Linked DNA regions of Homo sapiens: region 1 is linked to region 2. The links are chromatin loops, found by intact Hi-C in ENCODE. Cell type or tissue: IMR-90. All regions are shown on one strand. Each heading gives the region's core, and the rest is flanking DNA. Links, peaks and the distances in the headings are about the cores only. Region 1 overlaps GNG4 (G protein subunit gamma 4). Region 2 has its middle 9.9 kb from the start of B3GALNT2.

The links. Hi-C counts contacts between places; a loop is a spot of excess contacts. Peaks named below come from ENCODE experiments on the same cell type or tissue, not always from the same donor. Only the 100,000 strongest peaks of a DNase experiment are listed, where the experiment ranks them.
Region 1: it touches region 2 in a loop (3-fold over the local background); 14 of 110 quality-filtered maps call a loop at or near these places.

The regions. Positions count from the first base shown.
Region 1 is chr1:235,616,697-235,619,614 of GRCh38, reverse strand. The region is part of intron 1 of GNG4 (G protein subunit gamma 4); the gene reads left to right. Among named protein-coding and RNA genes, the nearest start is that of GNG4, 32 kb to the left of the region's middle. In IMR-90, for the core only: a CTCF peak has its summit at 1,577; a DNase peak (open chromatin) is centred at 1,594; H3K27ac peaks cover 405 bases.
Region 2 is chr1:235,512,848-235,515,765 of GRCh38, reverse strand. No RefSeq gene overlaps it. Among named protein-coding and RNA genes, the nearest start is that of B3GALNT2, 9.9 kb to the right of the region's middle. In IMR-90, for the core only: a CTCF peak has its summit at 1,810 (motif pointing left); a DNase peak (open chromatin) is centred at 1,815.

The DNA.
Region 1 (2,918 bases), core at 124-2,623, 100 kb before region 2:
GAGTCAGTCCTGATATTTCATCTAGAATCTCAATCACTGAAGTTTTCCTCCCTCTTCAGCCTATTCTCAAATCTATTGAAGTCAACAGGCAAGATAAGGAGAGAAACTTGTAATATCACCAGCAGTTTCCTTGCTCATGCTCTTTTCAAGAATATCCCTGGTTTGAGAGATGTCTCCCAGGAAGGGAAAACAAAACTGATGCTTTTTTGTTTTTTTCCCTGAGACAGTCTTGCTCTGTCACCCAGGCCGGAGTGCAGTGGCGCAATCTTGGCTCACTGCAGCCTCCACCTCCCAGGATCAAGTGATCCTCCCACCTCAGCCCTGCAAGTATTTGGGACTACAGGCCCACACCACCACACCCAGCTAATTAATTTTTGTGTATATATATATGTGTGTGTGTATATATATATATGTGTGTGTGTATATATATGTGTGTGTATATATATATATATATAAATTTTTTTTTTTTTTTTTTTTTTTTAGAGACAGCGTTTGCAATGTTGCCGAGGGTGGTCTTGAACTCCTCAGCCCAAGTGATCCTCCCACCTCAGCCTCCCAAAGTGCTGGGATTACAGGCGTGAACTCACCACACCCAGCTGATGCTGCCTTTAATGACTAAGAGTGGACAGTTTTCTGTCTAAGAAGATGAAAAACTCACTGGCGGCGTGCAGTGGCTCACGCCTATAATCCCAACACTTTGGGAAGCCAAGGTGGGAGGATCACTTGGACTCAGGAGTTCGAGACCAGCCCGGCCAACATGGTGAAACCCCGTCTCTACTAAAAATACAAAAATTAGCCAGGTGGGGTGGCACATGCCTGTAATCCCAGCTACTCAGGAGGCTGAGGCAGGAGAATTGCTTGAACCCAGGAGACAGAGGTTGCAGTGAGCCGAGATCACGCCACTGCACTCCAGCCTCGGTGACAGAGTGAGACTCTGTCTCAAAAAAAAAAAAACAAAAAGATTAAAAATTTAGGCAATGGCAATGAAGCAGTACTCTTGTGAATCATGCACACGAATCAGTTTGTGAACACAGCCCCTGGGCTGCAACTGCAGGCACCACTGAGAAAGGCTTCTGGAGAGTCTGGCTTCCCAAATTGGCTAAAGAAACTCATGTTATCCATGTGATAGTAATAAATCGATTCACACAGTGAGCCCTGCAGATTAGCTTTCCTTGAAGCCAGAGTTCTGAGGCAAGGGATCCAGCGTGCCTGAGGCTGGCCCACGGTTTTACAGACAAGTATATCCGTCCATTTTCTGGGCAGAATCAGAGCAATTCATATTCATATTCAGTTCAACGAAGGATTCCACTTTTTGTGTGTGTGTGAGGGAGGAAGCGGTAACCTACACAGGTGATTGAAAGCCCATCTGTAGCATAATCACTGGGCTGCCATTCTGCAAACATCTGCAGTGCCCCAAACTAAGTTTGTGACCTTACATTTCAGAGACCCCTGTTATTCATGCTTTTATTTATGGAAGTAGCAAATCCTAAATTTTGCTTGCACTGATTCCATTTCTGATTACCCTTGTTTAAGCAGAGCATAAACTGCATTCCAATTCTACCAGTCAGCTTGCCACTGTGCAGATATCTCCACTAGGGGAGGATAGTTTGTGCAGTCTGCCTTCTAACAGAGATGTCTGAAATATGCTCAGAATGTGCTTTTAGGGAGGCAGCTCCCAAGTCTTGTCTTGTCTTTTCTTTTCTTTCTTTTTTTTTTTTTTTTTTTAGATAGAGGCAGAGTCTCACTCTGTCGCCCAGGGTGGAGTGCGGTGGCACAATCTCAGCTCACTGCAACCTCCGCCTCACAGATTCAAGCAATTCTCATGCCTCAGCCTCCCAAATAGCTGGAACTACAGGTGCACACCAACACACCTGGCTAGTTTTTGTATTTTTAGTAGAGATGGGGTTTCACTATGTTGGTCAGGCTGGTCTTGAACTCCTGGCCTCAGGTGATCCACCCACCTCAGCCTCCCAAAGTGCTGGGATTACAGGCGTGAGCCACCGCACCCAGCCTGCAAGTCTCTTAGAAGATAGGAGTGGGGAAGGGAAGTGGGAATCACAGCAAAACATTGTTTCCTTGTAGACTCTCTGACCTTCCATTCTGTCAGTGTTGACCTGAAAGAGGAGGTCCAGGAAGCTACATTACCTCCACATTAGCTCACCTGGACAGCCAGGAAATACCAGGTGCTGCCCCCAAATCAATACCCAGCATTCTGCTAGGAGCAGATGAGCAAAATGACAAGACACAGAGCATCCGTCCCACTTTCTCTCCCACTCCGGATGATCCCTGCCTCCCCTCTCACCCTGTCATCTGTTCTCACTTAGAATTCTCTCTGAGAGAAGTAATAGGCAACTAAGCAGACTTTGAAAAAATAAGAGGGATTCCTGCATCTTCTCTGTAAGAAGAGGTGAACCTGTTTCAAAACTGGCCAGCCGGAGGTCCAGGATGCCCAGCCAATGTCATGGGCCCCAAACTATGGATTCACCTCTTGATATTTCTAACCAAGTTAAAACCACTGGCTGTATTTTTGCATTGTCAGGTAAAGGATTCAAAATCTTTCGGCACTGGGCAGGGCACAGTGGCTCACGCCTGTAATGGCAGCACTTTGGGAGGCTGAGACAGATGGATCACCTGAGGTCAGGAGTTCGAGACCAGCCTGGCCAGCATGGCGAAAACCCATCTCTACTGAAAAAAAAAAAAAAAAAAAAATTAGCCAGGTGTGTTTGTGGGTGCCTGTAATCCCTGCTACTGGGGAGGCTGAGGCAGGAGAATCGCTTGAACCTGGAAGGTGGAGGTTTCAGTGAGCTGACATCGTGCCACTGCACTCCGGCCTGGGTGACAGAGCAAATCTCCATCTCAAAACACGCGCGCACACACACACACACACATCTTTCAGCACTGGTTCCAAGGGAAAGAGG
Region 2 (2,918 bases), core at 290-2,789:
TCATTAAACGAAAAAGGCAGAGGACTCTCAGGAGAAGGAATTTGAATTCTAGCACTTATCCAAACATGCAAAGAACCCCCTCTGGTCCCCAAATTTCCTTGTAAGAAAACTGCTCTCTGTGTCAAGCAGTGCCTAGAATATTGGATCTGAGACGTAAAGTTGAAGAATTACTGAATTAAGGTATGACCAAGGCTTTTTTGGTTTTGTTGTTTTAAAGCAATTCTTAAAATTAATATTTTTCCTTAATCATTTGAGATATATTTTCCAAAGGTTGAGGTTGCATATGCCACATTTTAATCTGGATGTCTTCATATTCATGTTTAGGGAAAAGAATGAAAATAACATGTATAAATTTTACCAATATGTTTTCTCATTTAATATTCAAAACAATCCACTGAAGTATATCCTGTGAGTCTCATTTCACAGATTAGGAATCTGAGACCTAGAGGTAAAGTGCTTGCCATGCTCAAGGCCACACAGCTAATAAATGCAAATCTGAGTTTTGAACTCAAATTTGTTTGCTGGATCTGCAGATAATATTTTGATTCTGTTTTTTCTCTGACAAAGATTTCTGAATTTTAAATTTTATGACATTAGATTCTGCCAAGATTCCCTGAATAAGGTGTGCTCATTCACTTTACCATTCCGAACTCCTAAAACTTCTTATCTTTAGACATCTCTAGTCCTATCTTTGATAACAAGAAATTTGCTGTTATGTGTCATAGGTTTTTGGTTTGTTTGTTTTGTTTCTTTTTTTGAGACAGAGTCCCACTCTGTTGCCCAGCAGGCTGGAGTGTAGTGATGTGATCTCGATTCACTGCAACCTCTGCCTCCTGAGGTTCAAGTGATTCTCCTGCCTCAGCCTCCTGAGTAGCTGGGATTACAGGTGCACGCCACCACGCCAGGCTAATTTTTGTTATTTTTTTTAGAGATGGCATTTCACCATGTTGGCCAGGCTGGTCTCGAACTCCTGACCTCAAGTGATTCGCCCGCCTCAGCCTCCTGAAGTGCTGGGATTACAGGCGTGAGCCATGGCGCCTGGCCTATAGTTTTTTAAAATGTTTATAATCTTCAATAGCAAGGTCCCCCAAAGTCTACTGAAGCTAGACTTGACTGAAAATTTATATACACAAATAAGAAATGTGTGCATATAGCAATGCGTGTGCTAAAACTGAAGGGATAGGCCAGACACAGTGGCTCACACCTGTAATCCAAGCACTTTGGGAGGCCGAGGTGGGCAGATCATTTGAGGTCAGGAGTTCAAGACCAGCCTGGCTAACATGGTGAAACCCCATCTCTACTAAAAAAAAATACAAAAATTAGCCAGGCGTGGTGGTAGGCACCTGTAATCCCACTCGGGAGGCTGAGGCAGGAGAATCTCTTGAACCTAGGAGGCGGAGGTTGCAGTGAGCCGAGATTGTGCCATTGCACTCCAGGCTGGGCAACAGAGCGATACTCTGTCTCAAAAAAAAAGAAGTGATAAAACTAATGGAAATTATTCTGTATTAGGAAGAAGATGGAAGTTCATCATTTTAAAGATAAAATGGCTCAGTGTGAAAATGCAACATATTTTATAATTACCCAAAAATTATTTTTTCTTTGAGAACCAAGAGATATTCTTTTTCACAAAAACGTGTATGAATTTTCCCAAAGTAAAATCTAAGTTGAAATCTCCTATTTTGAGTTTAAGCCTGTGGAGCTAACCTTTACCAATCTTAGTTGCCATCCAAAATCTCTAATTAAATTTTTCTCAAAAACCAAACCAAACCAAACCAAACGAGGCAAAAAGAGGCAAGCTCTTTACTGCCACCTACCGTCAGAAAAAAATAGCCCACTAAGTGTAAGGATAAATGACTTGCATGGAAAACTTGAGGCGTGGACAGGGAGACCATATGGTCTGGTTTGCAGATAGTTCCTGTTGTCTTGACATTTATCCATTTTAGCATTTGTCCTGCCCCCTTTTTCTCTCAAAACCTTGATTTAGATTACAAATTATATGGTTGTTACTGGCTGTTTCCATACATCACTTAAAATACTCAAGTCAGGCTTATCTCTCCCATCTAAATGCACACACACACTTCTTCAATCAGAGCCCTCTTCCCAGCTCCCATTCTTTCTCGTTCTGATCTTCATGACCAAACTTCTCAAAATAGTAATGCACACACCATTTCCACTTCATTACTTCTCATTCACTCCTCAACTCACAGTACTCTCCCTTCTGCTCTACCTATTCCTCGAAACTGCTAGTTACCTGGCCACTCTCAAATCAGCAGACACATTTCTGCCTTGATCTTGCTTCATATGTTGTCAACAGGCATGAGCCACCACGCCCGGCTAATTTTTGTTTTTGTTTTTTTTAGAGACAGTGTTTCACCATGTTGGTCAGGTTGTACGCTGTCGTCTGCACTCCCTCTGCCATCTTACATCTTGTCTTGGGTGACACATCCTCCTGTTTTCCTCCTATAGTCTGGATTCTTGTCAATGTCCTTTATAATTTTAACTTCCTCTGCTCACACCTAAATGTTGGTGTCTCCCTTCATCATCGCTCTACAGACTATGCCTGGGTAATCTCACCTTGTGAGTTCTACTGCAATCAACTTGCTAAAGATTCCCAAATTCATTGATTCACTCATTCATTCACTGTTTGTTCAATAAATATTTATGGAGCACCTACAAAATGCCAGTGACTTCTCCAGGTTCTGGGATATATCAGGGAACAAAACGGGAGGGAAAATTTCTGCCCTGTGTAGACAGTAAGACAATAAACCGCAAACAAAATAAATAAGTAAATTGAACAGTATGTTTAAGAGTGATAAGTGACACATGGCAGGTCGCAGTGGCTCACGCCATTAATCCCAGCACTTTGGGAGGCCGAGGCAGGCGGATCACAAGGTCAGGAGTTTGAGACCAGCCTGACC